5 separate regions of the Homo sapiens genome follow, and all the other regions are linked to region 2. A link is a loop called in an ENCODE intact Hi-C map of the cell type or tissue named here. Cell type or tissue: Caco-2. All regions are shown on one strand. Region 1 holds the start of CFTR-AS2 (CFTR antisense RNA 2). Region 2 overlaps CFTR (CF transmembrane conductance regulator). Region 3 overlaps CFTR (CF transmembrane conductance regulator). Region 4 has its middle 27 kb from the start of CFTR-AS2. Region 5 has its middle 43 kb from the start of CFTR-AS2.

The links. A loop is a pair of places that touch in the nucleus more often than their neighbours do. Peaks named below come from ENCODE experiments on the same cell type or tissue, not always from the same donor. Only the 100,000 strongest peaks of a DNase experiment are listed, where the experiment ranks them.
Region 1: it touches region 2 in a loop (10-fold over the local background); 4 of 110 quality-filtered maps call a loop at or near these places.
Region 3: it touches region 2 in a loop (9-fold over the local background); 3 of 110 quality-filtered maps call a loop at or near these places.
Region 4: a loop joins it to region 2, with 4 times the contacts of the local background. A loop is called at or near these places in 3 of 110 quality-filtered maps.
Region 5: a loop joins it to region 2, with 5 times the contacts of the local background. A loop is called at or near these places in 2 of 110 quality-filtered maps.

What each region holds. Positions count from the first base shown.
Region 1 is chr7:117,643,127-117,648,126 of GRCh38, reverse strand. All of the region lies in intron 23 of CFTR (CF transmembrane conductance regulator), which reads right to left. It overlaps CFTR-AS2 (CFTR antisense RNA 2), which reads left to right and starts at 712. Exons shown (of 3, transcript NR_199597.1): 1 at 712-776. RefSeq lists an enhancer at 611-3,221. In Caco-2, no CTCF peak of the experiment used is centred here; a DNase peak (open chromatin) is centred at 2,426.
Region 2 is chr7:117,586,063-117,591,062 of GRCh38, reverse strand. It overlaps CFTR (CF transmembrane conductance regulator), which reads right to left. Exons shown (of 27, transcript NM_000492.4): 12 at 3,230-3,324; 13 at 624-710. Among named protein-coding and RNA genes, the nearest start is that of CFTR-AS1, 24 kb to the right of the region's middle. RefSeq lists cis regulatory regions at 1,691, 1,781, 1,950, 2,163-2,181, 2,609-2,625 and 3 more and enhancers at 1,779-2,891, 1,773-3,286, 1,614-3,286. In Caco-2, no CTCF peak of the experiment used is centred here; a DNase peak (open chromatin) is centred at 2,412.
Region 3 is chr7:117,663,560-117,668,559 of GRCh38, reverse strand. CFTR (CF transmembrane conductance regulator) reads right to left here. Exons shown (of 27, transcript NM_000492.4): 25 at 3,700-3,872; 26 at 2,996-3,101; 27 at 1-1,652. The coding sequence ends at 1,452. Among named protein-coding and RNA genes, the nearest start is that of CFTR-AS2, 19 kb to the right of the region's middle. RefSeq lists enhancers at 1,422-2,621, 1,714-2,826. In Caco-2, no CTCF peak of the experiment used is centred here; DNase peaks (open chromatin) are centred at 2,419 and 3,789.
Region 4 is chr7:117,671,479-117,676,478 of GRCh38, reverse strand. No RefSeq gene overlaps it. Among named protein-coding and RNA genes, the nearest start is that of CFTR-AS2, 27 kb to the right of the region's middle. RefSeq lists a cis regulatory region at 2,421-2,434 and an enhancer at 2,291-2,864. In Caco-2, a CTCF peak has its summit at 2,439 (motif pointing right); a DNase peak (open chromatin) is centred at 2,828.
Region 5 is chr7:117,687,464-117,692,463 of GRCh38, reverse strand. No RefSeq gene overlaps it. Among named protein-coding and RNA genes, the nearest start is that of CFTR-AS2, 43 kb to the right of the region's middle. In Caco-2, no CTCF peak of the experiment used is centred here; a DNase peak (open chromatin) is centred at 2,853.

The sequences.
Region 1 (5,000 bases), 57 kb before region 2:
GGTAAATAATGTGTACATACATATACACATATATATATAAATACATATATATATATACATATATACATATATATAAATAATGTGTGTGTGTATATATATATACACACACACACACACACACACTCCGTGTATAGTTCTATCAAAATGTGGCCCAAATGCTTATAAATATCACAGTGGTTTGGACGTCCCTTTTTGACAATGTCTGCAACATTTTCTTATAAATTCAATCTGTATAATAAAAATCTGTTCAATGTGAACAAATCAAGATCCTAAGTTTATGGTAGAGAATGTTTAAAAATAAGTATTGGCCAGGCACTGTTACTCATGTCTGAATTCCCAGTGCTTTGGGAGGCCAAGGTGGGAGGATCACTTGAGGCCAGGAGTTTAAGACCAGCCTGTAGAACATAGTAAGACCATGTCTTAAAAAAAAAATTTTTTTTTTTTTTTGGTATTAGCTGGTGGTATGGTTTGGATCTGTGTCTCTGCCCAAATCTCATGTTGAATTGTAATTCCCAGTGTTGGAGGCGGGGCCTGGTGGGAGGTAACTGGATCATGGGGGTGGATTTCTCATGAACGGTATAGCACCATCCTCTTGGCGCTGTTCTCATGAGATCTGCTCATTTCAAAGTGTGTGGCACCTCCTCCCTCACTTTGTCTTGCTCCTGATTCGTCGTGTAACATGCCTGCTTCTTATTTGCCTTCCACCATGATTGAAAACTTCCTGAGGCCTCCTCAGAAGCAGATGCTGCTATGCTTCCCGTACAGCCTGAAGAACCGTGAGCCAGTTACATTTATTTTCTTTATAAATTACCCAGTTTCCGGTATTTCTTTATAGCAATGAAAGGATGGACTAATACAGCTGGGCATGGTAGTGTGGGCCTGTAATCCACCTACCCAAGAGACTGAGGTGGGAGGATCACTGGAGCCCTGGAGTTCAAGGTAACACACTCAAGTCTAGGTGACAGTGCAAGACTCTGTCTCCAAAAAAGTGTTGCTTTGTTTTCAAGAATATCTATTAGTTAGAACAAAGTAGCTATAATTAGATGAATAAAATATTCCTCAGTCAAAAATATTTAAGGTTTGTAACAAATAGAGAATAATTTTGTAATATTTACATATATTTGCATATAAATGATTGCATGTAAAATATCCAAATTATTGTTTCCTCTAAAATTACTTAATGCTTTACAACCTTTTTATACTACAACTTTTTAGTGTATACATTTTCAGAGATAGCATAAAAGAAAATACTTCCCTGGTCTGACCAAATAATCAAAAATTTCACATTTTTAGGCTCAGAAATAATAAAATTGCATTGTACCTACTTCCATACCAATTATTTTTCTCTCCTCCCTTAAGTTCAGCACTCCACCCCTACTGTCCTTATATTACTCCAGACTCATCACTTCATAGCTGGAGAGTTTCCTAGCTCATGTCCCTGCCTCTCCTGCCACCTACACCCCATGCCATCAGCAGCAGCAGTGTCCTCCACCACCCTTTCACCAGCCTCTTCCTCACTCAAAAAGGCCCAACCCATTCCTCGTGAAGCCATGTTGGCACTTGTCAAGTATTAACTTCTTTTTCCTAATACTCCCTAACTTGTGGCCTCCTCTGACCTTTTGCCCCTCAGCTTTTTCTAGTTCTCATCTTAGTACTCATCCATAATCTCCCTGTCTGGCATCCTGGAATACCCTCTCCACATCCTCATGCCCCCACATTTCTAAAATCTACAAGCTTTATGACCCTTTATGAACCGCCTTAATTATCACTTTCTTTGTGAAACTATATTCTTTTGTTCACTTCTATGGTATATACCTCCAATATTATACTAAGATGGGGACATTATTTCTTTTGCTCAAGGAACTATAAAAAATAATAACAACCACCACAGCACAGCATATTGTACTTACTATGTGCCAGGGAGGAGTACTAGTTATTAACTCATTTAATCCTCACAAAAACACAATGAATTAGTTACTACCATTATACTCATTTTACAGACAAGAAAACAGAGGCACAGAGAAATCAAATAACTTGCCTAAGATTACACAGACTAAAATCCAGATACTGATGGAACCACAATCTCTTGTTACAGAAATCAAGCATTTAGTGATTCAGCACAAAACAATGTACATTGAATTCTTATCAAGCAAGTTATTGTGTTATGCACTCTATAAGGGACAGAAAACTTAGTAAGAAAAAATCTGTTTTATCTAGCATTTCTATTACATTCTTTATCTAGCCTGCTTTAATTGGTGATGATTTTGTGTTTAAACCTTGCTTTCTTAACTAGGATACCTGCAAGTATTTACAATGCTAAGTGGAAATTAAACAAATACAAGGATTACTCTAAGATAAGATATATTAGAAGTGCCAGGTTTATAAACAAGGCTCCAAATCCCATGTGGGACTGGAATGTGGGGGTGGAATGTTGGGATTAGTCAAAAACCCCAAATTCACACAATGTTAATGTTGCTTTGAAAAGTCTAATTTGTATGACTCATATAATGGAGGGATGCAAGGGAAAAGATGAGGAAGGCACTGCAGTAGAAGTAGAAAAAAAGGAAGGATGACTGATGTGGGGGAGTAGCAACAACAGGGCTTGGGAGCTGGCCTTTCATAATTACCCACATCACACTCCCTAACTGGCCCATGCCTTGAACCATGACTATATTTAATCACCTATATTTAATTTATCATTTTGGTTAAATCCTTTCTTCCTTTGATCTCTGACTTATGACAATGAGTGTAATTTTGAACTTTTCATTTGAAGCTCATAGGTTGGATTGGGACCTCACTGTGACAGATCAAGGACAAGTGCTATGTATATCTTTTATGTAACCACAGAAGTTATCATACTTATAATGTTAAGCATGTAGGAGTTTAATAATTAATTATTAAGTTGTTAATTATTATAAAATGAGTGAGAACTGCTACACTGCTGAATCATCATTCAAATCTACAAACACTTGTTTTGGTCGCATTTGATATCTCCCAGAGCAAAAGATGCCCCATCTTTGAGGTGGGAGTTATGTGTGGACATAGATTCTTTTCAGATCATAAAGACTCGTTGCAAGAATAGGCCTAATCATTTCCTCAGAATAGTTTGTCACCTTTCAAACTTGTAACTGAAGATTTAGACATACATTTAAAAATATTTTTTCTGTTTTTTATGAATTATGTGCTTAACACAATTCAAGGCTAATAAACCATTTTAGATCTTGTTGTTCTAATTGCCTAAACCAATGGGGCTCTCATGATTAGCCTCATTGTCTCCTCTTCATGACCTCACAGCTCACAGGTAACACAGAACAAATTAAAGGAGGCTCCACCTTGAAATTTACACAATAGTCTTCCAAGCTGGCAGATTCTCCAAGATTGCTGTCTAGCTACAGGAGGGAAGAACATTAATAAAACAAAACAAAACACCTGCAAGGACCTGCCAAAACTAATGACGTGTTGTGATTCCACAGCTGATGTCTCAGGATCACTATGAGAAAAAGAGGGGAAATTTCTTGTTCAAAGTTCCTGTTTCATATGTCTGAAAACAAATGATCCATTGATACAGAGATCTCTAATGTCTCAGTGTCAGAGATCTTCAGAACTATGCCCTTGCAAAGTCTCGGAGTTGGAAGGAAGAAAAAAACAGAAAAGCAAACAAACATAATTTTCTTTGGATTTTTAATTCCTTCTTCCTTTTTTTTTTCTTTTTAAACTTTAGGACAGGATAAAATTACTTAATTTGAACTTTCAAAGAAAAGTTAGGAAAATAAAAGCGTCTCTTGGTTTCGACATCAAAAATGTATGAGAAGTTTGCCCTCTTTTGCTCTTTCTTGGACATTCACATAATGTTCAAAATTTGTCACAAAGAAGAAATAGCATATTCTGTTTACAGACATCTTTGTGATACTGAGAGCCAGCCCCAGAAACCAGCATCATAAACACATATATGAAAAGCATCGATATCAAGATCATCCAGCATTTCTGAAGGAATCTCTGAACGTATTTTTTTTGTTTGGTTTATATAATGCTAGAAACCATAGAAGAGTGGAAATGAAAAAAAAAAGACAAACTTGGGAGACTCACTTTGGCAGAAAGAAAAGATAAAGAATTTTCAAAACTCTGGCCCACTTGGTTTTCCTCCATGTCTTGCATATATACGTTCCTACGTCAAACATGCAATAAAACAAAACCTCTCTACTACATAGTAGATAAACTAAAGGATTCCCAGTGAAACTGAAATTAATTTTTAGGGCTTGGCTTATTCTAATGGGCAGATTTGTGTGAACAAGAACAATAAAAACCAAAAAATTCACCATTTTTCATTAAAAATGGGACCACAAGACTTAGGTTCTACTGAATAACAACACTTCTCTATCAACCAGTTCTTTTTCGCTTTTCAACATTTTTATCTTGCCTAATGCTATCACCTTGGGATACTTGTATTTCCAGTGTTTCTTTATTTTTAGATCATCTGACAATCCCTTTTTTCTTTCTGAAGAAACAATACTGTTTTCAAAACTCCAACCAGGATAAAGCTTCTGGCAACATGACAAAGTCTAGACAAATAAATTAAAAGCACCAGTTGAGCAGTTACAATATTTAGTGCCTCATTAGTTGAAAGGAGCAAATGTTCCACAAGGTAATCTGTTAAGAAATACAAGCTTTTTTTTCAGTCTAGATTTATAGTCAGTCTACCTGGAGGTGCTCCTGGCATTTTAATTTTGTGTAAAAAGTAGAGTAGTATTAGCAAGAACTATGGTAGTGGAATGGATTCAGTGTCCATTAGCACAAAGGGAGAAAAGTGATCATTAAATGTGAATATACCCGGAAAGACTAGAGAAAATACCAGCAAAAATACAGTAAATGCTGTCCAGATTTGGTCCCAGTAAAGACATTTCTTGGTTTCCATTTATATCACTTTAAACTGGAACTGTTGCTATTTCTCTCATATACAAGAAGTGCTCTTACACAGTAACACATTCTAATTCGTAGAATGA
Region 2 (5,000 bases):
TTCTCCTAATAAACTACTTGATAGTCCATTAAATCATTTTGAAACTTTGAAATCAAGCCATATAACTGACTGTCTGTCTGTCTAGGGAATTTCATGTACATTGGACCCTAACAGGAGTTCCAAGGAAATATAAGTCCTGAGCTCTGTGTGACTGAGGAGGAGATCTCCAAGGAAGTATTGAGGTAGATGAGTAGTCTAAGCATATTAAACCAGTAAAACACTTAGCATATATATTTTCTTAAGAAGGTTACTATCTAAGGAGAAGACAGAATAAAATACTAACACAAAAAGTAAATAAAAATGTTAAGTATAATAATAATTAAAGTAATATATATCACAAGGCAATGATACTGCAAAAACTACATAGATAGCAATTGCTATAACAGTATAGCAATGAGAGAAACTGGTTTAGCATGAGGCGGTGAGAAAAGGTTTTAATGGAAGTAATCTTGAATCCTGGCCCAGTAGGGCAGATCAGATTTGAGTTAATACCATGCTACATTCTGCCATACCAACAATGGTGAACATATTTCTCAAGAGGTAAAATGCAATCTATGATGGGACAGTCTGTCTTTCTTTTATTTTAGCATGAGCATTATAAGTAAGGTATTCAAAGAACATACCTTTCAAATATTTCTTTTTCTGTTAAAACATCTAGGTATCCAAAAGGAGAGTCTAATAAATACAAATCAGCATCTTTGTATACTGCTCTAAAAAGAAAATGGAAATTAAATTACATTTCCTCTCTATTTCCTGGTCATCTAGTGTAGATGATTTGCCTTAAACAGTTCACTACATGCATTACAATATGGTCACCACATCGATTCACTGAAATAACACTATTCTCAAAAGTGGTGCAGAAGTAGCACTTTTATACATGTTTTTACTATGGTAGATTATTTTAAATGAGGAATAAAGGAATAAGTTGCAGAAGATTTTTATCACTTTTCACAACATTCCAAGAACTGCTGAAGTGATTTTGCTAACTGTAAGTGGCATAAACTAGCAAAAGTCACAAACTGAACTGTACCATAGCATACACTTTAAAATATTACCTTAAAAAATATTTTAACAATAGTATCTATTTAGAGGCAAGTACCATGCTATGTGCTCAAAATACAATGGCAAAAATTATACAGTTCCTGCCCTTGAAGATGTTGGGTTTTGGTGAGGACACCAAAAAGAAAATAAACTATTCCAAACTGTAAAATGTCAGAGACAGCTAATAAATTACATTACTTATGTGAAATTATTTTTAAAATGTTTTTCTAAGTGTTAACCACTATCAACAAATTGATAGCAGTGCTGCCACAACTGTATAATTGATATTGCATTTTGTTCCTTGTAGTTTCAGTCTCTATATCATATTCATAAAAGTTCCAAATAAGGAAAGTATGAGTAAGTCACAACAAAATGTATATCCATATTATTTTACTATTTAGCTAAAATATGAAACCATAAGCAAGTAAAATCTACATTGAGTTGACCTTAGAACAGTAATAAAGATGAAGACACAGTTCCCATATTAATAGAAATGAGATAATTTCTTCATAACATTTAAATTTTTCAGGTGTGATTGATAGTAACCTTACTTATATCTCAAGTACATAGGATTCTCTGTTTATACATGTAATTGTTGGTACTTCTGTAATAAAGAAAATTGTATTCAGCACACAATTAAGAAATTTTTAAAGCCAATTTAAAAATTTTTTTAAAAACCAATGGCAAAACTTTAAAAGTCTAAAACAACCTTTATAGTGTAACTTATTTTTGAAGACAGTATGCAAGAGCTACATAATGGATCCCATCAAAATGTACACAGTTTCTTCCCCACACTCTGTTCTTAATTCTCTCCCTCACATCTATGACAAGTTTCTTATGAGATTAGAAATAAGAAATTCATCATCCAAAACTGGACAACACATTACACATTCTGATCAGAATAAGAACAGACAATTATTTTTAGTTCCTCAAAGTGTGTGCACCTTACAGCAAAACCAAATCTTAAACTGATAACACAAACTCAGTTCTATGTTGGATGTCTAGAAGCCATATACTCTATCTTATCTAAATTTGTGGAATTCTTAGAATAAGTCTTACTTTGGCTCACAGATAAAAACAATCAACTTCCATTTATTTAGAAGCCTGTGAATTATCCGTATCTATTGATTTATTGCCTTACAGTGTATTTCCAAGATCAAAGCATGGTTTAATGTAAAGAATCAAAAGGACCTGGTTCAAACTGTGACTCTACCATTTTCCTGTATGGCTTTTGGCAAGTTAACATCTAACAGCCTCAATTATCTTATGATCTCTTCTGTAAAGCAGGGAGAACAATTCTTACTTTGCAGAGCTGTAAGGGGATTACATACACACAAAAGTACACACATGACTAGAATACTACCAGGCAATTGCAGGTGCTCAGTTAGGGTTAGTTTCCTGTCTCAGCTTTTGGAAAGCAACAGAAAGTAAGGGAAAGGAGCCAAAACATCAATGAGTCAATGTGATTTCTTGTTAACGACTTTGGCAACAAAGTGAGAAGAATTTTGTTCAGATAAAGCTTGAGAAACATTTGACATCAGAGTCACCAATAATTGTTTAAACTGAAAGTTACAGTTTAACCACAAAGCTCTCTCCTTGACATACATTATCTATATTTACATCTCTTTGACAGCTTTAAAATGCTTGGACCAAGAGTGTTTCTACTAAGGGACCTCCTCCCCCAACAATGTTAATGCATTTGTCCTGTTTATTTTAAATATTATAGATTTTAAGCCAAGTGACATCATTTGCCTTCCTATTTTGTTATGAAAATTATGATGAAAAATTTTGAAAATGTATGTTTATCTATACCAAGAAGCCTAAAGCTGGTGTGTACATTGGAGTGGCAGGGTCTATGATGGAACTAACAGATATTTACATCTTCTCTGTCCAGTATTATGCAGAATCCTAGAGTTTTCCATTTGTAGTAAACTATACTATGAGGCAAACAAATACACTGACACCAAGATACGGGCACAGATTCTGAGTAACCATAATCTCTACCAAATCTGGATACTATACCATTATTTATAGTTCTTAAATGTGATTCTTAACCCACTAGCCATAAAACCCCAGGATTTTTTCAATTCCAGAAACAGAATATAAAGCAATAGAGAAATGTCTGTAATTTTTTTACATGAATGACATTTACAGCAAATGCTTGCTAGACCAATAATTAGTTATTCACCTTGCTAAAGAAATTCTTGCTCGTTGACCTCCACTCAGTGTGATTCCACCTTCTCCAAGAACTATATTGTCTTTCTCTGCAAACTTGGAGATGTCCTATTACCAAAAATAGAAAATTAGAGAGTCACTTTTAGTATGCTCAATCTGAATTTGAAAGGCACATCTTCCTTCTAATGTAATCATATATCACACTATTGCTTTAACCACAGTTGAAATTTTGAACATTGCATCTCCATTATTTCAAATGCAATTTATTTAGTTGGTCAAAAACAACATTGCTGAAATTTTAGATGTAAATTTTTCTGTAATTTTTAAAATGTCATGAATGATCATTAAATAATAATTATAAAATACCAAAAATTAAAATATGTGTATATTTATGGGTATATAAATATGTGTAGATCATCCATAGGTCCATTTTACAAATTCAAATGTTATCAACATACTAAAATGTACTTTTCTCCAATTTAAGTTCACTCTTTTCAAAAGAAATCTCCCAAAATGAACAAACCTCCTAAGAAGAGAAACTAAAAGAACATTATTCACACCCCTGCAGGATCTAAGTATCTTCACTGGGCTTCCATGGGTCCAAGGCAATTCCTTTCCATGCTTCTGTCACCTATCCTCCCAACTAAAACAGCTTTCTTCCTCGTCCATCCTCAGCACCTCATTCTCACGACCTCTCTCCATTCATTCTGCCCCTCCTGTCATCCTTTCTCCCAGGTAATGAATATTTCTGTGGTAACAATCATTCTAGGCATTGTAAAAGAAGACTGGAATTTATGCAAAATAGTCCTTGACTCCTAGGCATTGTATGTCTAATTTAGAAGGTAAGTCATAATCCTGGAGAAAGCTAAATACTATCCCAAAGATTTAACTAACCATTTTAAGATAGTTTATAAAACAGTTCACAATTAATTGGCAAATTAATTTTGTACATAACAGAAGTATACAATAGATAGAATACCCTAGAGGCTTTCAAACCGATGGGATTTGGTCTGAGACTTCAAGAATGCGAAGAGTTAGATAGGTAGTAAACTCTCGCCTTAAAAAAAAAAAAGTCTCTCTCCCTTTTCTCCTCCCATCCTTGTACATTCGTTTCCACCTCCTCCTTCCTCCCCTCTACTAAAACTTCTCTTCCATATGCTTCTTCCTTCTTCTTTCACAATCCAGAAATAATCCAATATTATCTATATCTAAAGTATCAAAATGGTTACTTCTGTTATTCATTTGTTCCATTTATCTACCATATGGACATAAATAGGACTTTACATGCAAAACTCCAAATGCACAAAGTAAATAGATTAATAAGTAGTAATTTATATTAAGAACCATTTGGTGGTTCCTGTTGGCTGGCATCATGCTAGCTGCTGCCCTCAAGGAACTGTTGCTATCAACATTTCTGATCTAGAGTAACAAAAGGCCTGTGAAAAAAATGCTGACATGTTGGAGGAGATGTAGCAGGACTCAGTGGACTCGGCTACTTAGGCACTGGAGAAGTAAAATATAGAGAGGTCGTTAATACCCATAAGCACTGCTTATGAGAAGGACCTTCAGTGGTTATGAGACATGTAAAACATAGGTCTTTATTTCTTTCTACCTGGCCTAAATGAGCATGCTTTTGTTCAACTCATGAACTGGACCACATACCTAGGATTCCATCCAAATAACAAGAATTGCAGTGGATTTCACTCATAATTTAGAAGTTAGACTTCACACCTAATTTAGAAGGTAATAAGGTAATTTAGAGGTGTTCATGCAAGTGCTCCTTT
Region 3 (5,000 bases), 77 kb before region 2:
CTTGATGGAAACAGTCAGACTGGTGGTACCATCTTCTTCAGAACTGCATCTAAGAGGCTGTGCTGGCTGGGAATCATACAGCTGTGGGCAACAACTGCATCAGCCCCAAGGCTTCCCTCCAGACCAAAAGGTGATTCATGGCCCCTGGTTAATATCACCCTAGGTTCTCCCCTGTCCCAGTTTTAACATAATATTTCATAGAAATACTAGTGCCATAAAAAGTCAATATTTCAAATATAAAAATTATTTTATACAAATGTAATTCATAATCATTCTTTTAAAATACAGCATTGTTATATATGTTTGAAACATTATTAAAATAAATATTTCCTAGAGAAAAAATTTTGCTTCACAAAATTATAAAACAGAAGCATATAAAACTAATTCATGATTGGTGCTTCTTCAGTGTGTCTCTCATTCTCTCTTAGTGTAGACAGCATGAAGTACATACATCTAGCCTGAAAACATACCACCATCAACCTATACATCTAAATGCTTGGACTTCATGTGTGTCTACCCACAGTGCCCATGGCCTATCTACTTACACACCCTCTACCTGGAGCTTCTGTGGAAAGAAGGGCTGTCCTGTGACAATTTGCACTAACATACTTTTCCAGCTAAACTCTAGTTCAAAGGTCTGTGAGCTTGTCACTTTCTGGAGTTGGGAAAAGGCATATCAACTTCTTCATCAAGGGAACCATCCTGTCCCCTGTGAAAGATTATAACAGCCCTTTCCCAGGTAAGGGATGTATTGTGATTATCTGAAATATTGAGATTTTTGGTAGACCTGGACAATACTAACCCTGATTTCCAGGATCTGGAAGTTCTCTTTCCTGACTGCTCACTAGATGTTGAATGGGGCATATTTTGATGTGCAGTCTTGTGGTTCCTGTGGTATTCTAATACTTGCTTGGAAATGAGATAGTTGGAATGCTTAGCAAACAATATAGTTGTGTTTCTAAACATCATGGGGAGAGGAGAGAAAAAGGAATACAAGCTTATATAAACCGCTGAAGTTTCCAGTTATCATTACTTAATCATAACCCTAAGAAGTATGATTTCAGTTCTTCTCCAACACTACAAATTAACGAGTTTCACTAGACAATAAGCTGATCAACTAGGCTGATTGACATTTAGAGCTGCCTTTCCAATTACTAGCACATGGCAAGGGTTTTCAGGAAAATCTGGCTTGCAAAACACAAGTGGTAAATCTTCAAGGATTTGAAGTACCTTTCACACAATTTGACTATTGCCAGGAAGCCATTTATCAAGACCCATATCAGTGTCCTCAATTCCCCTTACCAAATGTTTCTTTTTTAAAAAAAAACTTAATTCATCCTTGTTTTCTGAGGCAGAGGTAACTGTTCCACGAGCTCCAATTCCATGAGGTGACTGTCCCACGAGCTCCAATTCCATGAGCAAATGTCCCATGTCAACATTTATGCTGCTCTCTAAAGCCTTGTATCTTGCACCTCTTCTTCTGTCTCCTCTTTCAGAGCAGCAATCTGGGGCTTAGACTTGCACTTGCTTGAGTTCCGGTGGGGAAAGAGCTTCACCCTGTCGGAGGGGCTGATGGCTTGCCGGAAGAGGCTCCTCTCGTTCAGCAGTTTCTGGATGGAATCGTACTGCCGCACTTTGTTCTCTTCTATGACCTAGGGAAATGGCTGTTAGTGAGATCTGGGACAGAAGGCAGGTCAGACCAGAGCAGGGACAGAAACTGGCACAGGCTCAAAGGAAAATAAAAGTCAAAGAATGCAATGTCCAGAGCCTTGCATTTTGAACAATCAGGTATGTCACATTTAACTGCTGTGTCCTTTTGCTCTAAGGAGGTTCTACCATCTGTGAAATTAGTTGTGATTTTCTACTCAGCAGCTGGAAGATTCTTCAGGGAGGTTTAGTAGAACTGAAGTTGCTTTGAAAACAAAATATTAGGTCCCTTATAAATTACCTAGAAAATGAGCGTAAGTCTACAGCACCATAAAGAGTTGAGCCTCTTCCACAGTGATCTGAAGCTTAAGAATTCCAAATTGGTCAGGATGTGCCTGAGTTTAATACACCTCCTTGGCTTGTTCAGGTTGAGCAAATCCAAGATCAGACAATAGAGGACTTTACTTAGATTCTTGAACTTGTCCATGGCAGGGCAAGAGGTTGTGAGTCTGCCCCCCTAATTTGTTACTTCAAGCTTAGTGATAATCATGGTAATAACAAGCCTTCAGTAAGGAAACCATTTACCTCCAGGAGGCTCAAAAGCCTGAACAGAAATGACGTGATACATCATCCTCAGAACTTCCTTGTGACTAAACCATAGGGAATTTGTAAACATCACTTGAAAGAAGCTGTGACAGTTTTGTTTTGTTTTAATAAAGACAGATGGGGCCTCACTATGTTGCCTGGGCTGGTCTTGAATTCCTGGCCTCAAGTAATCCCCCCACCTCAGCCTCCCAAAGTATTGGGATTACAGATGTAAGCCACTGTGCCTGGCCATGTGACAGTTTTTTTAAGAACAGTGAGAAGGTGGTTGAGAAAGGTACTACCTGAACCCAAATCATGGCTAGAAAAATGAAATGTGCCTCTCAACTTTGTCATTAATACCATAAATCAGACTGTAAGACAACTAGGCCTGTCCCAGACCACATCCATGGGACATTTAGTTATTGAAAGAATCACAGGGACCTTTTTTAAAATCTTAAACAGTAGAGTATTTTGTATGACTTGGTCCCCAAATAAAGGGCTCAAAAAGTATATATATCCTATTTATAAACATAACTTAGTAATATGCTGCCATTTTAGATTTACTATATTTCAACCTCACCACATGGCTCAGATCAAAGTGAAAAACTTGTGCAGCTATTTTGAGTAAAGCTGGATGGCTGTATGATACATATTTTTGAAAAGAACTTGTACATTGTTGCAATTTGCAGGAACTATCACATGTGAGATTGTTATCAAGAATTACAAGGGCAATGAGATCTTAAGTAAAGTTATAAAGACTCACCAAAAATTGTTGGCATTCCAGCATTGCTTCTATCCTGTGTTCACAGAGAATTACTGTGCAATCAGCAAATGCTTGTTTTAGAGTTCTTCTAATTATTTGGTATGTTCTAGAAAAGAAAGAAAATACCACACATAATATCACAGAACAGTAATGATCTGTATTTACCTTGATAATATGTCTATTGTTCTATTATCTCTTTAAATTACTTATTTCTTTAAGTTCTTTTCACATAATGTTGATATAGCGTTAGCCACAATCAGCTTTTCAACCATGGGGTAGACTCTAAGTATCCATAAATAAACAGGACAAATATTTCAAAGAAACTTTAATAAATGAGTACATTTTTCATTATGTAGAATCACCAGTACTTCTTTATTTGGGGCTATAAACATGCTTATGGTATAAATGGGATACAAAGGCAAATCATAAGGATCAGATTAGGCCCATGTATTTAAAAGCTTCATCATGTGTTGACAAGGGGGAAGAGTTTGTATGAAACTAAAAACTATCTTCGGAAGAAAACACAAGACTCTTAGCAAGGAAATATGCATTTATGCTCATTTCCACTGGGCAATTATTTCATATCTTGGGGGAGACCCCCACACGCAGACATGACAGCCTAATAGAAATATGTGTCACCATGAAGCAGGCATAATGATTCTGTTCCCACTGTGCTATTAAGTAACAGAACATCTGAAACTCACACTGGATCCAAATGAGCACTGGGTTCATCAAGCAGCAAGATCTTCGCCTTACTGAGAACAGATCTAGCCAAGCACATCAACTGCTTGTGGCCATGGCTTAGGACACAGCCCCCATCCACAAGGACAAAGTCAAGCTTCCCAGGAAACTGTTCTATCACAGATCTGAGCCCAACCTGCAGTTAGAGAAGATAGTTCAGATACCACAGAGTTAAAAACACTCAAGCAGTTGACATTCTAAAAATAAACACAGGAGTTCTGAAAGCTTATGTTTTTCATACCAATCCCTCTACCCCCACTACCTGCCACCATTTGAATTGATTGAGCAAAAGTCTATTTACAACCTTGACAGCTCAAAAGAATCAGTCTATAACTTGTTTTATCTTTGTACTTCATTCATTAGGAAACTTTCAATGAGTGTCTATTACGTGCCAGGTATCCCAAAAAGTAGTAAGAAAACAATACGTGGCACATGGCTCTTGTGAGGCTCAGCGTTTATAAAGGTGTACATAAATTATTCCAACACAACTGAATGCATGCTGGAAAAGATAATATGTATACATTGCAGATATGCCCTCTAGTATGACATCTTATGTAGACAGAAGATAGAATGTAGCATAAAGGATGGAGGTATGACATCATCCTTGGTGCTACCTCCCATCTTCTACTCTGTCATGACTGAGGACAAAAGATAGCATAAAATAGTCAACTGTGGGGTTTTTTAAATTACATATGGAAAATTGCTATTCATCTCTTGAATTCATAAAAACTAACTGTAACAAATAGGTAAAACTATGAAGTAAAAAATACTGGAGTTAAAATAGTGGTACAACACTAGGAGATATAAAGCCTCTTAGATATTGGGGTAGAATATGAGGGCTGTATTAGAGTCAAAGGCTTTTTTTTTAAAGCTAGACAGTAAAAGTAAAGTTTGAAAATGCAAATGAGATATAGAAACCCATTCTATAAAAATATGACAAAGTTATTGAAGTATTGGATCTTATCAATTATTCAAATAAATGTGCATTAAATGTTTATTTTTGGCAAGTACTCCTGAGTGTATGAAGGCCAAAGAGATATACAGATGATTGTCTCCTGCCCTTGAGAAGTCTAGAATTTAGTATGAGGAGGTAAGATGGGCTCCACCTGACTGTAATATAGAATGAGATAATGGCTCAGAAAGAATCTTATGATTTCAGAGATAAATTCAGAAATGGCCCATAACACTGTGTTTGTTCACAAAAAATTAACTGTGTGCCCATCACACGACCAGGAGATTTTAAGCCTCTTTGATATTGGGGTAG
Region 4 (5,000 bases), 85 kb before region 2:
GGTGAGGAGCTCTGTGGACCAACTACCCATCAAAATAACCATTACTGGTAACAATTATCAATCATTTAAAGTCTCTGAAAATGGCCCTAAGCACATACAGCAAAAGCAGCAGCGTTTATTCCAGAAAATATACTAATCTCAGTAAGAACAAAAGTTTATGGCACTTCAGTCACAAGCTGCTCCCTCTTCCCTCCCCCAACTTGGTGTGATAGAAGCTCTACTCCAGGCTGATGTGGCCAAGATGATGGCATTCCCTCTCCCTTGAGTTTACAGCCTGTAACTGTACTATCACCCTGGGAAGTGCAGGTCAATAGCATTTCTTATCCCCTCAAGCCCCAGCTCTGTGTTGTAGTGGCTAAATTCCAGATGAGTGAAACTAAGAGGTCAGGGGCTCCCTTCCTGCCTGCAATCCCCCTTTGTCTTGATCTATTTTGTACTGCTATAACAGAATGCCACAGCTGGGGTAATTTATAAAGAACACACATTTGTTGGCTTACAGTTCTGGAGGCTGGGAAGTCCAGTATCAAGGGGTCAGCATCTGGTGAGGGTTTTTGTGCTGTGTCATCCCATGGCAGAAGGCAAAAGGGCCAAAAGAGAGCAAGAAAGAGAGAGAAGGGGGCCAAACTTGTCCTTTTATAATGAACTCACTGCCGTAATGGCATTAATCCATTCATGAAAGCAGAGCCCTCATAGCCTAATCACCTCTAAAAGGTTCCCCCCTTTTCTCTCTTGCCATCTCTGGGCCCTTCCACCCTCTGCTATAGGTTGACCTAGCAGGAATGCCTGTCAGATGCCCCAGAGGAGGTGACATCAGCAAAAATCATTACCTTAAACAAACTCTTGGAGATATTTTACAACATTGAAGTCACGAAGGATACAATGTTGGAAGCTGGTCCTAAATTAGAAAGGAGTATGACAACTTGCCCAGGCATAGAAAAGATGCTTTCTTCATATTGCAAGTTACATAACCAAAAGAAACCAAGTATTGCTCAAACTACTCTTGATAAGTAGTTTAAAAGAAACATTTTAATTCTCAGTGTTTCTAATGTTTTAAATTACTTACTAAATGTTTCACTATTTTTGTGTCCCTATTGTTTATAACCAACAGTAAGAAAGTTTTAAATTTTTAATATTTTTAAAGGTCATGGAACAATTTTTCCCCCATTAATTATTTAAATTATCTTGCATGGTGATTTTCATAGTGCCATATTAATGTGCAACATGAGGACTACCTATATTTGGGAAAAAACTGACAATGACGTTTATACATGGAGTGAATATTTGAGGATATTAAAGATGACTGTTTTTCTAGTTCTGGTAAAGGTAATATGGATCAGTTTCAAAAGAAAAAGAATGATAGAGAAAGCCGTGTCTTTTAGAGACACATAGAGCTAAAGTTATATGCTGTTTGGATTTGCACAAAATAATATAGGAGGGAAGCATGAGGGAGCATAGATGAAATAAGATTGACTGTGAGCTGATAACTATTGAAGTTCAGTGACAGGGGTGTGAAGTTTATTATACTCTATGTCTATTTTTGTATCTATTTGAAATTTTAAACAATTAAAATTTTAATCGACCAGAAAATGTAAAAGAATGTAATGGTCGTCTCAGGCTCACTTGGAATGTTTAACTTCTGTGGCTCAATAGCCTGTCAACATTGCTTGGTTCAAATGCAAATGCTTGGTGTGAGCTCCAAGCAGGAAGGAAGCTGTGTTTGTGTAAGGACACACTGGCTCCTGGTTTGGCTCCCCGAGGACACTGGAGTATCTGACCCAATTAGGAGATAAGAGAAAATAAAAATCAAATCATAATTTTTTCCTTACAAGAGGATTGCCTATGATGACAAATTTGCTCACACAACTTCTCTTTTAGAATATGAATAAGCCCATGGCACCTGCTGCCAATGAAAAGGCAAAGGAGAAGGGAGATAATTATATTTAAAATAGTCTTATTTTCAATTAGCTTATAGAACATTGACAAAAATTATGGCCAATCAATTGTGGCCAAATGTATTGATCCTTTCTTTTAATAAAACAGAGAAAGTTTATTTCTTTATATTATAATTTTTAGTAAATTATGACTTAAATTTCATAAGGATTAATTGCAAGGTAGATTTTTAAATTGCTTCTATAAGTATTTGTGTCAATATTTGTCAATTCAGTTTTGGTTTCATTTATCAGCACATCTGCCATTGCTGATAAAGATTGCTCCTTCTATTATTCCATCAGTGACAAAGGTGAATGGGAAAGAAGAGAGTTAAAGAGCAATTTGTGCCCCAAAACTATTCAGGCTTAATTTCTACTTTTCAAAATGGCTTAAAGATAAAATGTCTTTGAGATTCACTTACATTAGTATGTGAGGCTCTGTACTCATTTCTGTTGTTGGCACTGGCTGTCTTAACAATAAAACCAAATCTCCACAAGGTGGCAGTTTTTGAAGATACAATTGTACTTTGTGTACAGATTCTGTACTTCAATGAATAGAAGATGTATTGGAACTGAATCATAACTTTTGATCCAAGTAGCATTTTAGAATTAAGGCCAGCATTAGCATATTCACTTATAAAGTTGTTGACCACCTTTCATAATGTTCTTAACCATTTTACAACTAGAGAAACTGAAGCAGATTATTTCCCTGACGCCTTCACGGGACTTGAGACAGGGGTGCCTCATTTACCCATCCCGCCCCGTCTACCCCTTGTGGGAGGGAGCGTGCGAATGAATAAGTGCAGGAACCAGAACGAGCGAGTGCAGGAACCAGCCAACCGCTTTCAGGTGCCGGCAGTAGCAAACTCTGTGCGGGCCCAGCGGCGCAACCAGGTAGGAGTGCCTGAGAGCCTGAGGCCCAGAGGGTGTGTTGCAGTGCTCTTTCAGCTCTGCCGTCTGCGGAAGGCTTAAGTGTTAACAGCTCAGTGAGCTCTTTGCCTTTTCATGTGAGGCAGCTGCCCTCCACCAGCAAGGGCAAACAGCCAGTGTGACAGCCTTTTGTATCCATACTCGTGGCCTCCAAGCTCTTGTCTGGCGTCCAGAAAAAATGAGGTCACATGAACGAATTGAAGGATGGTAAATGAGGGATTTTATTGCTGATGAAAGTGGCTTTCAGTGGGAAATAGAGCTGAACAGGGGACAGGGCAGATAGGTAATCTTCCCCTGAAGTCTTGCCTTCTCCTCTCAGATTCTTCTCCAAAGTATGCTGTCAAGCTGTCGCTCTGAAGTCAAGCCACTTCTCTCCAATGTCCAGTTATAGTCCCATCTACCAACTGAGTCTGGGGTTTTTATAGGCAAAGGATGGGGGTGGAGCAGGCCACGGGTAGTTTAGAAAAAGGCAACATTCGAGTGGGAAAACAGGGATAGAAGTTCTCACTTTCGGTGGCAGTTTCAGGTTTTTCGGATTGAGGGTGGGGTTTCACCAGGGTCCCGCCCTTTTCTGCCTAGAATTTCTCTGCCCCCTGTCCCTATCAATACTGAGTGATTAAAGAGCAATTGAATATTCCCATTGTATGGAATTAAGGATAAACCCAAAATTTTGCCAAGACCTCTCCTTTCTCTGAGAAAGTACACAGGTATTGAGTCCCGGCTCCCTGTCAACTGACAATGACTTGGGTCTCTTAGCTCTACACACTGGGAACAGCTTCTAATTCCTAACCTAACAATTTGGAGTTCTCATGCTCCAATGTATTTGTCTTGCATTTGTAGGTTTTTTCACTGTATTTTTAAATAGGGAATTGTGATTGTCCACACCTGTTTTAACAGGTCAAACAGGTTTTTATATTGAGCTCTTTAAACCTCATTTTAAATTGTCTTCCACATAGTATTTGAGGTTCTTTCTTTAGTGAAGTACTAAAATATTTACCTTGGGGGTTTTATTAGCCTTTCACTCGAATAGGTAACAATTTCCCAACCATGGAAGGTCCCTGGTTACTGGAAGGAAGCATATTCATTTCAGGTTTTGGCTTTTTTTCCTCATAATGAAGATAAACAAAGTGAAACAACTAGGAAATAAATTAAGAAAGTGTGTGTCAGATAGGAGTGGGCATAGACAGGGACAAGTAAAGCCCCAAAATCAAGACTTCAATACAGAAAACAAATAAAAATAGAAAGTCTGTGGCTATAATAGTTTATTTTATTTTTTTAAATGGGAAAGAGGAAAGAAAATCTCATATGAGGAAAAATCAAGTGTAGGGATATATATAAGCTAATATATAAATGAAATGAATACCTGAAATGGTAAAAGGGACAGAAGCTAGAAATTTGTAATTTAAGGTACTTGCACTGATATGAAATGGAATATTGTTATTTAAAGGCACATAGGTCACTTGTAAATGTTTATTGCAAACTGTAGGGCAACCACTAAAAAAGTTTAAAAAAAGAAGAATTGCTATGTTAAGAAGGTGAGAAAATAGAATCCTGTAAAATGCTCAATAAAATTTAAAAAGGCAAAAAAATGGGGAAAGTAAAAATAGGAATAAAGAACAAAGGAAACAAACAGAAAACAGGAATAAATATGGTAGATATTAATCCAATTATATCAATAATCATTTTAAATGTCAAGAGCTAAAAAACAAAGATTGTGAGAGTGAATCAAAAAGCAAGACTTACATGATGTCTATAAGAAACCTAGTTAAATTTAAAGCCCCAGGTAGATTAATAAAGGGATGGATAAAGTTATACCATGCTAACAAAAGAAATCCAGTAAAGGAACTCAACAACAAGACACAACCTGATCAAAACACGGGCCAAAGACCTTAACAGATGCCTTGCCAAAAAAGATACACAGCTGGCAAATAAGCATATGAAAACATACTCCACATCATGTCATCAGGGAAATGCAAATTGAAATAACAATGAGATACCACCACAAAACTATTAGAATGGCCAAATTCTAAAACGCCGAGGACACCAAATGCTGGCAATGATAAGGAGCAACCACAACTCCCATTCGTTACTGGTGGGACTGCAAAATGGTACAGCCACTTTGAAGACAGTTTGGCAGTTTCT
Region 5 (5,000 bases), 100 kb before region 2:
TTTTCCAGAGTCTCTCTCTGTCGCCCAGGCTGGAGTGCAGCGGTGCGATCTCCGCTCACTGCAAGCTCCGCCTCCCGGGTTCAAGCAATTCTCTGCCTCAGCCTCCCAAGTAGCTGGGATTACAGGCGCCCGCCACTATGCCCAGCTAAATTTTTTGTATTCTTTTTTAGTAGAGATGGGGTTTCACCGTGTTAGCCAGGATGGTCTCAATTTCCTGACCTCGTGATCCGCCCACCTCGGCCTCCCAAAGTGCTGGGATTACAAGCGTGAGCCACTGCACCTGGCCTACAGATTCAATTTTTAAAAGCTTATCAGATCACAACAATATTGTATAGTGGGCTTGTAGCAGAGTCTAGAATTAGTCCTTTTTGAAGAACAACACCTAGGCCAACCATGCAAATAAGCACTTTAAACTCACTAATCCTCAGAATAAGAAATTTACAATCTTTTCTTCCACAGTGGATAATGATATCAAGTACTGACATTCTACAATATAGAAGGCCCTGTGACCGTTTCATCTGATTTAATCTTTACTACAACACTATGGGAGTTATTGTTTGCATTTGAGGAAAATAAAGACCATGTAGATTAATTTTCCAAAGCCACACAAAACTTGTTCTACCAGGAAGGGACAAGGCTGGAGTTAAAATTCAGGTATTTCTGACCTCAAAGATCTTGTTCTTCCACTATGTTCCATGATAGACTGCAAAACGATAATTATCCTTTTGTTGATCCTCCAATCACTGGCTTAAGTTTAATTTTAGCTGACTACCACCATGCTGGAGAATGTCCTTGCCACCTCTCCCCAACTCGCACATGTACAAAAAGTTCAGAAGTGACATGGGAAGTATTTTCCTTACTTAGCCAGTCCAAATGTTTAGCTACCTCTGCTCAGTAGACAACAAAGGTGTATCTTCACATTGAGATATTTTGGTTGGACAGGAATTTGGGGCTAAGGACACTCTAGGGTTACAAAATTAGGTACCATTCTCTCCAAACCCATCTCTATGTAACCACTGTATCTTCCTATATTTTCTTCCTTTGCTCATAGAAACCTACTCAAATGTAGGTACACACCAAAATGATAGAAGACAGACACTTTTTAAGATACAGAACATTTGTTCAACTTTGAGAAACTATGTTCAAGGAACTGCCTTTCCTTAAAGTATAATTCCACGTGTTTTGACAGTTGTGTACACCTGTGAAACTACCAGCAAAAATAAGATTTAAAACACTTCCATCACCTCACGGTGGGTGTTTTTGTTGTTTTTTTGTTTTGCTTTGTTTTGTTTTGTTGGAGACGGAGTCTCGCTCTGTCTCCCAGGCTGGAGTGCAGTAGCAAGATCTCAGTTTACTGCAAGCTCCGCCCTCCCGGGTTCAAAGGATTCTCCTGCCTCAGCTTCCCAAGTAGGTGGGACTACAGGCCTGCGCCACCACGCCCGGATAATTTTTGCATTTTTAGTAGAGACAGGGTTTCACCATGTTGGCCAGACTGCTCTCGAACTCCTGACCTCAAATGATCTGCCTGCCTCCCAATGTGCTGGGATTATAGGCGAGAGCCACTGCACCCAGCCACCATGGTGAGTTTTTAAAAATAATTTTATATTTTGTGTATTATACTTTATTTACATATTATTTATGTAGGTCAATTTACCATTTGAAATATAAATTGTGGACATTTTTCTAAGTCAACAACAAATATAGCTCCCACACATTATTTTAATAGCTAAATACATGTCCACTTATACATACACCATAAATTATTCATCTGTTTTCTTAACAATGGACTGTTTCCAGGTGTTTCTGGTTATTTTTGGTTACTTTTGCTATTGTAGTCAAGGCCACAGTAAAATATTTATGCTCTAAATTTAAGTATCTGTAATTTTGTTTCTGTAGGATAAATTCCTAGAAATTATTTTGCTATGTGTAAGGCCATCGACATTTTTAAATTGTGACCTGTAAAATTTGTAGAGAGACATCCTCTAACTCTATGCACCTTAGAACGTTCATCACTTCCTCCTCTCACATTGGGTAATGTTATACCATACAAAATAGCAGGCGCCAGCAAGCTATGGACAGAGACTCTTTCTTCTAGTACTCTCAGGAAGTTCACAGTACCAGGAAGGACCACAGGGGCCTTCCTGACACTGCCCTGCCTCCCTGTTTTCCTTTGTCTCCTACAGGGCATCTTCTGGCTTACTAGGTTTCAACTGTCCTCCTTTCTTTTCTCCAACACACCACAGCTAGAGCTTTCCAATTTTCTTTTTCCAATTTTTGCTTCTACTTGAAAATATCTTCCAAGATCTTCACAAGGCTGGCGATTTCTAGTCATTCACATATGAGCGAAAACATCGTCTTCTCGGTGAAGCCTCTCTACATGCTAGCTACCCAATGAATGACCTTCCTTCCTACCCCCCTCTCCATCATGCCATGTCTACTTCATAGCACTTTCCACTCTCTGAATACCACAGGCTCTGTAGTCAAAATCCCACCCAAGCGTGACCCCTTCTCCACCCATTGTCCCCTACAGTCCAGTACTCACACCGTCGCCAGAGGGTCTCCCTTTAAAATTCAAGTACATTCATGTTGCTCTCCTGCTCAAAACCCTCTGCTTGCTTTCCCATAGTACTTGGAGTAACAGCTCTTGTCATGGTTTACCAGGATGTTTGAGCCCCAGGCTACCACTCAATCCCTTTCTCTGTCCTGATTCACATCAAGAGGCCTCACTGGCCTCCTGTTCTTCCCAAATACACCAGGAACTTGCTCTCTTCAAGGTCTTTGTATCTGCAGTTCCTCCCACCAGAACACTAAACCCAAACATTCACAAGACTCATTCCCTGGCTTCCTTCAGGGCTCAGATGAAAAGACACAAAGCTCTCTGACCCTGCAACCATTTGCCCTGCCTCTTAATTCCTGATAGCACTTATCACTAGCTAATGTTATTTGTTTGTGTACTTATCTACTCATTTATGCATTATCTCCCTACCAATAGAATGTAAGTTCTATGAAGACATGGACTTTACTCTTTTCACTTTTTCATTCTCAGTGACTGTCACTTGGTCAGTTCTCAATATTGCTTTGAGAGCACAAATGAAATTATACTTGTTTATCACTCTCCCAGCTAGAACATAAACATCCCGTAAACAGGGACCTTGTCCCTCTGGTTCATTATTTTGGCCCCAGTACTGCTCAGAACACATGATAGACTTTTAATCTGTATTTGTTAAATTAACAAATGAATAAATATAAACATGGAGCTGATGGAGCTTGGGACATAGTGGTGATTATTTATGTATAAGTATTTATTTGAATCACATTTAGTTTTATTTAAATGGATTTATTATATTTAGAAGCAAATCTTCAAGACTACTTGCACGGAGGTGAATAGTATGCCCCAAATTCATGTCTATCCAAACTTGTGAATATGGCCTTACTTGGAAATAGGGTCTTTGCAAATTTAATCGTATCAACATGAGGCCACAATGGATGAAGGTATCCTTAAGGATAATAAGAGAGAAATTCAGCCACACAGAAGGAGAGTGCCATGTGATGGAGGCAGAGATTCAAAGGATACATTTACAAGCCAAGGAACACCAAAGATTACCAGCAACCACCAGAAGCTAAGAAGCAGGAAATAATCCCCCACTAGAGCCTTCAGAGAGAGCATGGCCTTGCTAATATCTTGATTTCAGACTTCCAGAACTTTCAAAACTGTGAGAGAATAACTGCTTTTTAATCTATCTAGATTGTGGTCCCTTGTCACAACAGCCCAGGAAGCTAATACACTATCTCTTTTTAAAATGCTGTTAATCGAAATATATAATGGTGCCAATGTTGAAAGAATGCTAAAGAGTTTAATCATGAGCTGGAAGTTCCTCCATTTTGAATGTTGGAGATTCTGTAAATAACAAGATTGTTCAGGTCAAGGAACTAGCCATGAGCTTGTCTGGCCTGTTGGACCTTTGTCTGAAGAAATTTGAAGTTATTTCCCCATGCCAGGTAATGTGTGCTCAGTTGAACAGCAGATGAGGTGAGCAAGCACACATTGCTATGGCCTCTATTGACGGGAAGCCAAGAACATAAAAGGCATTGAGCCATAGGAATATATTCTGAGACAGCCTTCAAGAAAGTTAAAACTTACATAAGTGTAACAAGAAACATGCCTAGACAGGTATAACACTCACTAAACAGCATTCCGTAAGGGATGAGGATTATGTGGCCTACACTCATTGTGTACCAAAATCTTAATTGAGATAGTCAGTTGAGGTTATAGATATATATCATGAACAATACCTGAAGGAGTTCTTTACTCCAAGAAATTATGAAAACATAAGAACTGAGAATTAAAACCTACCCTATGGCAAAATTTTATACATATAAAGTACTCCCATATCCGCCCCACCCTCCCTCTGCCCCAGCAAACTTAGGAGGATTAATTAAGAGAGAACTTTAAGGGCTGAGCGTGGTGGCTCACACCTGTAATCCCAGCACTTTTCGAGGCCAAGGCAGGTAGATCCCTTGAGTCCAGGAGTTTGAGACCAGCCTGGACAACATGGCAAAACCCCATCTCTACTAAAAATGCAAAAAAAAAAAAAAAAAAAAAAAGCCTAGTGTGGCAGCACATACCTGTGGTCCTAGCTACTCAGGAGGCTGAGGTGGGAGAATAACCTAAGCCCGGGAAGTTGAGCCTGCAGTGATTGCACCACTGCATTCCAGCCTGGATGATGGAGACCCTGTCTCAAAAAAAAAAAAAAAAAAAAAAAGAGAGAGAGAGAACTTTGAGGCCCACTGGGGTAAAGAAGGCTGGATGGCTGAATCCCAGGAGAGAATAGGAATAATGTTCACGTCTCTTGAATACTTAAAGATATTTTTTGATATTGCAGAAGGATGGAGGAAGAGAAAACAATTTCTTGCCTATTCTATAGGTAGAGCAAGTTTTACTCCCTTCTGGGAATTTCTGCTCAAATATAGGAGAAAGGAAAAAGTGGAAAAGGCCACAG